2 separate regions of the Mus musculus genome follow, and region 1 is linked to region 2. A link is a contact called in ENCODE Hi-C or POLR2A ChIA-PET data. All regions are on one chromosome and are shown on one strand. Each heading gives the region's core, a stretch centred on a gene start or an enhancer-like site at or near the end of the contact. The rest is flanking DNA. Distances are from core to core; before and after follow the strand shown. Region 1 holds the start of Ampd3 (adenosine monophosphate deaminase 3). Region 2 has its middle 8.6 kb from the start of Gm39068.

Region 1 (3,479 bases), core at 600-3,099, 37 kb after region 2:
CTTCACATGTTCTAGCAGTTCATAGATGGGGTAGATGTTGGGGTGGGCCAACTCAAAGTACTGGGTCTGGGCCTGGATGGAAGCTGAGTTGGTCAGCTTTTTGCCCAGGCGAGGGGTAGGGCCAGCTCTTCCAGTTGCTGCATCTGATGAGAAACAGGGCCAGCTCTGCACAGCTCTCAGATGTCAACATGGCTTCAGGTGACAGTCTAGACCAGGGATGTCTACATCAGAAGCATACTTTTTATAATCTTACAGATTCACTATCTCAAATTTAAAATGTCACATATTTTAAAAATAATTGCAAGGATAGTTGACGAAATACTCACTGAGAACATTGATTTCAGACAAAATCATTTTCCTGTGACCCTTCACATTTACAGAATTGGGAGGTGCTATTTGAGCAGAATTATAATTTAATAAGTGCAGAGACAGAGTTCTGTTTATCTTTGGGTATCTATCTTCTTAGGAAACAAATAACAACAGCCAGAGTCCTGGAGAGATGGCTCAGCAGTCAAGAGTACTTGTTCTTGCAGAAGATCCAAGTTCCATTCCCAGAATCTACTCGGTGACGTATAACACTCATAACTCCAGTTCTAGGGGAGACAATGCCCTCTTTTGACTTCCTCATGCACCAAATACACAGGTATGCACAGACATATATGGGAACAAAAGGTTCATGCACATAAATAAATCTAAAAAAAATTAAGGTTCAGCAAACTAGCTAGCTTTTTGTTTCTGTTTCTGTTTGTTTGTTTTTCTGTTAGACAGGGTTTCTTTGTATAACAGAGCCCTGGCTGTCCTGGACTTGCTTTGTAGACCAGGCCGGTCTCAAACTCAAAGATAGCTGTATGCTGCTTGAGTGCTGGGATCAAAGGCATGGACCACCAAGCCTGGCCTAGCAAACTAGTTTAATCACGGTTCTTTCACCAAGCCGATCATGGGCAACTTTAAAGCAAGAAGAAAAAGATGCAGCATACTATTCATTAAAAGGAAAATAATTTTCTGGGTTGATGGTATGTGCCTTTAATCCCAGCAGTCTGGAGGCAGAAGGAGGGTCCATATAGCAAAATCCAGGTGAGCCAGGGCTGCATAGTGAGATCCTGTCGTATTTTTAAATTATTGCTTCATTTTTATCACATCTTTAACATTTTAAGTGTGCTATGTAATGTATATTAGCAGTCATGTGAGTATCATTGATAAATATGTAGATTGCAAGCATCAGGCTATGAAGTAGAAAGAATAAAATTTGGTGCTTAAATGAGACAGCTGTGAAGTGAATGAAAACTCACAGTAGCAGTAACTCTGTGAAAGAGGCACAAGTCAAAAGGTGGCTCCCCAGTGTGGCTTAAAGTGGGGGTGCTTGGGTGAGGTCACTGGTCAAGACTAAAACCACCAGCAGGCAATTAGGAGTTGGGCCTAGGAATCTCTGGTTGAGATGCACCTGCCGCTCTAGAGTATTCTGGGCCTAAGAGTTTACTAGCTTATCAGCAGGCAGGAGGCCATTAAAACCACCTGGATGGGCCTGGATTCTCTGAGTTAGCTCCAGAAATGATCCAGGGAGCTGGCATCCCGAGACTCCTCGGAGCAGGAGCAGCATAATGGAAAACCAGGCCATGGAGGCTAAGAAACCGGTCACTCTGTGGAAGTCTGTGGAAGCCAGCGGCGGCAGACACCCAGTGCTAACTTTGGGAGCTGTGTTCCAGGAAGGAAGGCGTGGTCAGCAGGCTGCAGTGCTGGGAAGAGGTGAGCAAGGGTGCACAGAAAGCTCCCGCTGGCCTTGGCAACTCAGAGGTCATTCCGGACTTTGAGGGGCTGGCATAGAAACTAGACCGCAGAAGGCTGGGAAGCAAGGAAGTGTGTGTGTGTGTGTGTGTGTGTGTGTGTGTGTGTGTGTGTGTGTGTGTGTGTGTGTGTGTGTACACGCGCGCGCCCGTGTGTGTTGGGAGGGGCGGGAAGGTGATTCAAGGGACCGGTCCAACACCTGGAGAAAACCAACGCTTGCTGGTCGGTTTAGCTACCAAGAGTAAGTGTCGTGGAGGGAACCATGCCTCTAGAATCTCGTTTTTTGGGGAAAGTCCTGGTTGGGAGGGGAGGAGGAGGTGGGCAAACACCTCGAGGCGCAGCAGCTAGATTGGTGGTAGGGAGGCTCAGAGCGGGTATCCCTGCTGGCATCTGACCCGGGACAGTGTCGCGGCCCCACGGAGCCCGGGTGGAGCCGGACTCGCTTCCGGCCGAGGACAGGGAGGCTGCCGCGCCCGGGTGCTTAGGTTTCCTGCTGGCAGCGCGGCCCAGCGCCTCGGGTAGCTTCGGGTCCTCCAGGTAGTGCGCGATCCCGCTGCACAGGCTCTCTGCCCCGCCACCGGGCCCTGCCGCACAGCGCTCAGCCTGGTCCCCACCAGTCGCGGGCTCCTGCGGGGCGGGCACGGGCTGCAAGCGCGGCCTGGTCGGGTCCAGCTCCACGTACCGGGCCGCGCAGGCGTCAGTGCGCTGCTGCCGCTGCCCTGTGCGCCCTGCCCGGCGCGGCACCTGCGCTCCAGCCCGGCAGCCGGCCCCCATGGCCCTGCCCTCCGAATCCGGTGAGTGCGCGCGATGCTGCGCCGCTGACCTTGGGCCGGCGCTCTGTGCCCAGTCCCCTCTGTGCTCAGAGACCAGAACCTCCGCAGCTCCCACCTCCAGAGCCTGTTCCCCGTCCCTACCCAGCGGTGGCCTGGGTCCTGGCCTCTGGTGAGCCTGCAGCACCTCTGGTTCCTGGCTTAGAGAAAAATCTCAAGATTTAGGGAAATTAAAGGAACCGGGCATGCTAGCTTTTGAGCTCCTGGACAAGTTTCTAGGTGCCTGAGCCTCACTGGGTGTGTTGGGCTGGGGTGAACTTCTAGGTGGAGGCAGAGGTATGGACCAGATGATGAGTCCGTTTGAGGACCCCTTTCTTACCTCCTGTCACTGGGCAAGTCACTGGGAGTACACCCTTGTGCTGTAGTAGGTTGGTTCCGCCCTTGAACTTCCTGCAGCTGCTTTAAGAGCAGATCTGCTAATGGCTGGTCTAGGCTGGCAGAGGCCTGTGATGCAAGTTTGAGAGGCCCCTTAGTAGATGTTTTCTAACGGGAGTGTCCCCAAACTGCATGTGGCTGGTGAGAAATAAGCAAAGTTACTGGAGTAAAGCTGACAGCAGTATGCCCAGTATGGTCCTGAGCAGTTGTGGGCTGAGCAGGGACCTCTTTAAGAAGACATGCTTTGTACCCTAGGTACAAAGAGTCAATGCCAAGTTGCAGGCAGCCGTGGAGCCTCTGTCTGTTCCAGCTCCATCATCACCTTCACCTCAGAGGAAGTGTTGACTGCAGACTGGGGGAGTCCGCCTGTCCAGGTTGCAACTTGGAGGGACTTGGCTTGCTCTGAAGAGGCTGGTAGTACCTGGTCCTCTCTAGGTGGGCTGGTGTGAGACTCTAACCTTTCAGGCCTATCCATCCTTAGCCCAGCCTCAA
Region 2 (3,039 bases), core at 443-2,942:
TGTTGCAGGCTCTCAGCTCCTATGCGCTTTGAATGAACCCCAGCCGTCCTTTCAGCATTTGAAGAAGCTGAGTACTGTTCTTAGCACAGTTGGACGGTTACACTTCCAGTCTTCTGAATTTGACTTTCAAATTAGCTTTCAGAAACCATTAGGGTCCAGGCACAACTAAAACAGTAAGAGAGGGCCAGAGATAGACATAAAATCGTGTCAGGAACTGTGTTAGTCAGGCTTGCTTTCCTGGGACAGGCTAACTCTGTAAAGGAAAGATAGGCAGTTTAGCTCACATTCTGGGGTGGAAGTCCAAGACTGGGGGGCCCATTGGATGGCATCAACTGGAGGAGCATGTGGAAGGAAGGGATTGGATCTTAAATTAAGAAGTGGGTCTTTTTTGCTCTGTTTGATAGTGTCTCACGAGGTAGCCCAGGATGGCCTGGAACTCACTGTGTAGTTAGAGCTGGCCTCAGACCTGCAGCAATCCTCCGGCTTTTGCTTCTTGAGTGCTAGGAATCCAGGTGTGAACCACCATGCGGGCCTCAGGCTCATTCGCGTAACTCTCTCGAGACCCCAGGGGCCCCATAAGACCTACCTTAATCTCTTATAAGGGCAGCTTCCCCAGAGACCTAAGAGTCTCCTGCTAGGTCCCGCCTCATAAAGGACTGACCTCTCAGCTGACCTCTCAGCTACCCTAGCATATTTTGGACCACATGCAAGCACAGCAGGCTACAGGCACCAAGGGTCTCAGTTAACTAAGCTCTGATTTTATTGTCTCTCTTGTTTGTTTGAGACAGTTTCCCTGTGTTTCCCAGGCGTGTACTGCTATCCTAGAGTCAAATGATCTTGCTGCCTCAGCATCCTAAGGACTAAGTCTATAGACATAGGCCAAAATCTGTGGTGTTTTTATTTTGTTGTCGAGACAGGGTTGTTGCTTTGTTTTCCAAGCTAGCCTGAAACCATCAATCCTCTGCCTCTGCGTCTCCAGCGCTGGGGTTCACGGGTGTGCACTACCACTCTAGCCATCAAATTTGCTTACGGATGAGGTCTATACAAAGACATCTGTTAGGTAACTATCTAAGACTTAGAGTAGGAGCTCTTCGGGCACCGCCTCACTTCCCCTAGGATCAAGGGTACAGGCTAGGGAAGTAGCTTGCTTTGTGGGATGCTCGGGTGGGTCTCTGAGTTTCTACACATCAGTTACAGTTCTCACTTATAAATATCCACAGACATCTCTGTCTTGGACTTGCTGTCCCTGAGTTTTGGGATTCATCTTGTCTTGTTCGCATCCCTCTCCCTGTCTAGAACTCAAGTGAACTCTGTTGATCTTGTGACTGGGAGTTTCTCTTCAAATCAGAAATTGATACCACAGAGAGATGTTGGAGAGTCAAGGTCATAGCAGGGTGGCCACCCTGATTTCTTCCTCTCTCCTTTCTTTCCTTCCCTTCCCCTTGTCCATTCTCCAGGTGCCTTGGTGTGCAGCTGACCATGATAATTTCAGCTTCTTGGACCTGCCTCCTCTCGGGGACTGGGCCATGCTGTGTGTTTCCCGAAGCTGTCCCCCTAGAATCTCACACAAGGCATAGTCCAGACTAGATGCGGATAGTGTCTTTAGTTCAGTAGGGGGACCATCCAGGCCTGACTGGAAACTTAGAAGCTATAGCCAGCTCCACTGCCTGTCCTCAGGGGCCCTTGTCCATTTGGGATACTGGCCTGTTGTTACACTCCAGAATGGATTGTGTTTACTGACAGGAAACCAGAGGGTGGAGGGGGATGGAAACCAAGGAGGGAATCTTGTAACACCACAGGGCAGAGAGTAATGAGGACCAGGGCAGGGACAAGGTCAGGGAGACAAAAAAGGACTCTGGCCCAGGATGGAGGCAGAGAGAGCAAAGCAAAGAGCAAAGGGAGTGAGACCTCTGCCCCAGCCTTGACCCTGAGGACCTGCCCAGGCCTCTGCTCTGGGAACAAGGAGAGAAACCAGCAACCTATCTCAGGGGACAGCCATGAACACAGCATGCTGAGTTCTCAAAGCAGCCAGGGACTACTTATGGAGGTCGGCGGCCAGGCTGTTCCTCTGTGAGTCCTCACAGCAGGGAGTTTCAATTCTCAGGTTTCCTCTCATGTGACTCCAGAGGATAAGTGCTATGGGGAAAGACAGTTTGAGGTCCAGGAAGGGGACCTCTCTGGAGCCCAGGATTTTGTGGCCTGCTGTGGAGCTTCAGGCAGCTGGCAGCTGAACTCTGCAGCATGGACCCCTGGGGCCCTGGCCTGAGATGCTAATGCTGCAGCCTCCATCTCTCACACAAAGGACATTAGGCGGTCTGCTAGTAGCTGGGTATGGCCAGATGAGTATTTAGGACTGAACAGGCCATGTCCCTGGAGCATCAATGGGACATGATCACCGCAGTAAAATGCTACCTCCGTTTATGTGTATATTAAAACAAATGTGTAATTGGGAATAAAAGCTATTTTTACAGATCCATTTAAGAAAACTCTGAGCCCTTACAGAAACCGCACATCTAAGAGGCGTGTCCAGAGCCTGGGCCTCGGTGTTCTTTCTCATGCCATCTTCCACACTTTGCAGATGAGGGAAATGGATTTGGGGGAAGGAGGCATGACTGGCTTCTGCAGGAGAGGTGAGGGTGCGCTCACGTTTCTGGGCTGGGCTGGCAGCAGGCTGTTTATGACTCAGTAAGGAATGAAGTTGCAGGCAGTAAGTTAGACACTGTTCTCTTTGCTGTGGTAAAATACTTGACAAGAGCAGCTTAAGGAGGGAAAGGAGCAGCTGACAGCTCAGTGGGTAAAGTGCTTGCCGTGCAAGCATGAGGACCTGTGTCAGTCCCCAGTCGACTGGACTCAGTAGTGCCCATCTGTAATCCCAGCGTGCCTTTGAGAAGAGGTGAGGCAGAGAGAGGAGAAACCCTAGAAGCTGTCAGTGACAAGAGACCCTGCTGCCAGCTGCTGCTCTGAAGAGGCACCATGACCGCAGCAACTCTATAAAAAGAAAGCATAGACCTATAAAAAGACCATTTCAGAGGTCTAGCC

Evidence for each region. A loop is a pair of places that touch in the nucleus more often than their neighbours do. ChIA-PET counts read pairs that join two places held with the same protein, here RNA polymerase II (POLR2A).
Region 1: a map of gastrocnemius shows a loop between it and region 2 (2.2-fold over the local background). The contact joins the promoter of Ampd3 here to the enhancer-like site in region 2. A Hi-C loop is called at or near these places in 4 of 37 maps with a recorded cell type or tissue (gastrocnemius, heart and left cerebral cortex). POLR2A ChIA-PET finds 5 or more read pairs at or near these places in 4 of 5 experiments (Patski and embryonic stem cell).

What each region holds. Positions count from the first base shown.
Region 1 is chr7:110,766,357-110,769,835 of GRCm38, forward strand. It overlaps Ampd3 (adenosine monophosphate deaminase 3), which reads left to right and starts at 1,850. Exons shown (of 15, transcript NM_001276301.1): 1 at 1,850-2,023. It also overlaps B430319F04Rik.
Region 2 is chr7:110,729,524-110,732,562 of GRCm38, forward strand. No RefSeq gene overlaps it. Among named protein-coding and RNA genes, the nearest start is that of Gm39068, 8.6 kb to the right of the region's middle. Within about 2 kb of position 1,693, at least 1 of the 3 ENCODE cell types and tissues checked has a DNase peak (open chromatin) inside an H3K27ac peak, as active enhancers do; it is heart, where a contact is called at or near this core.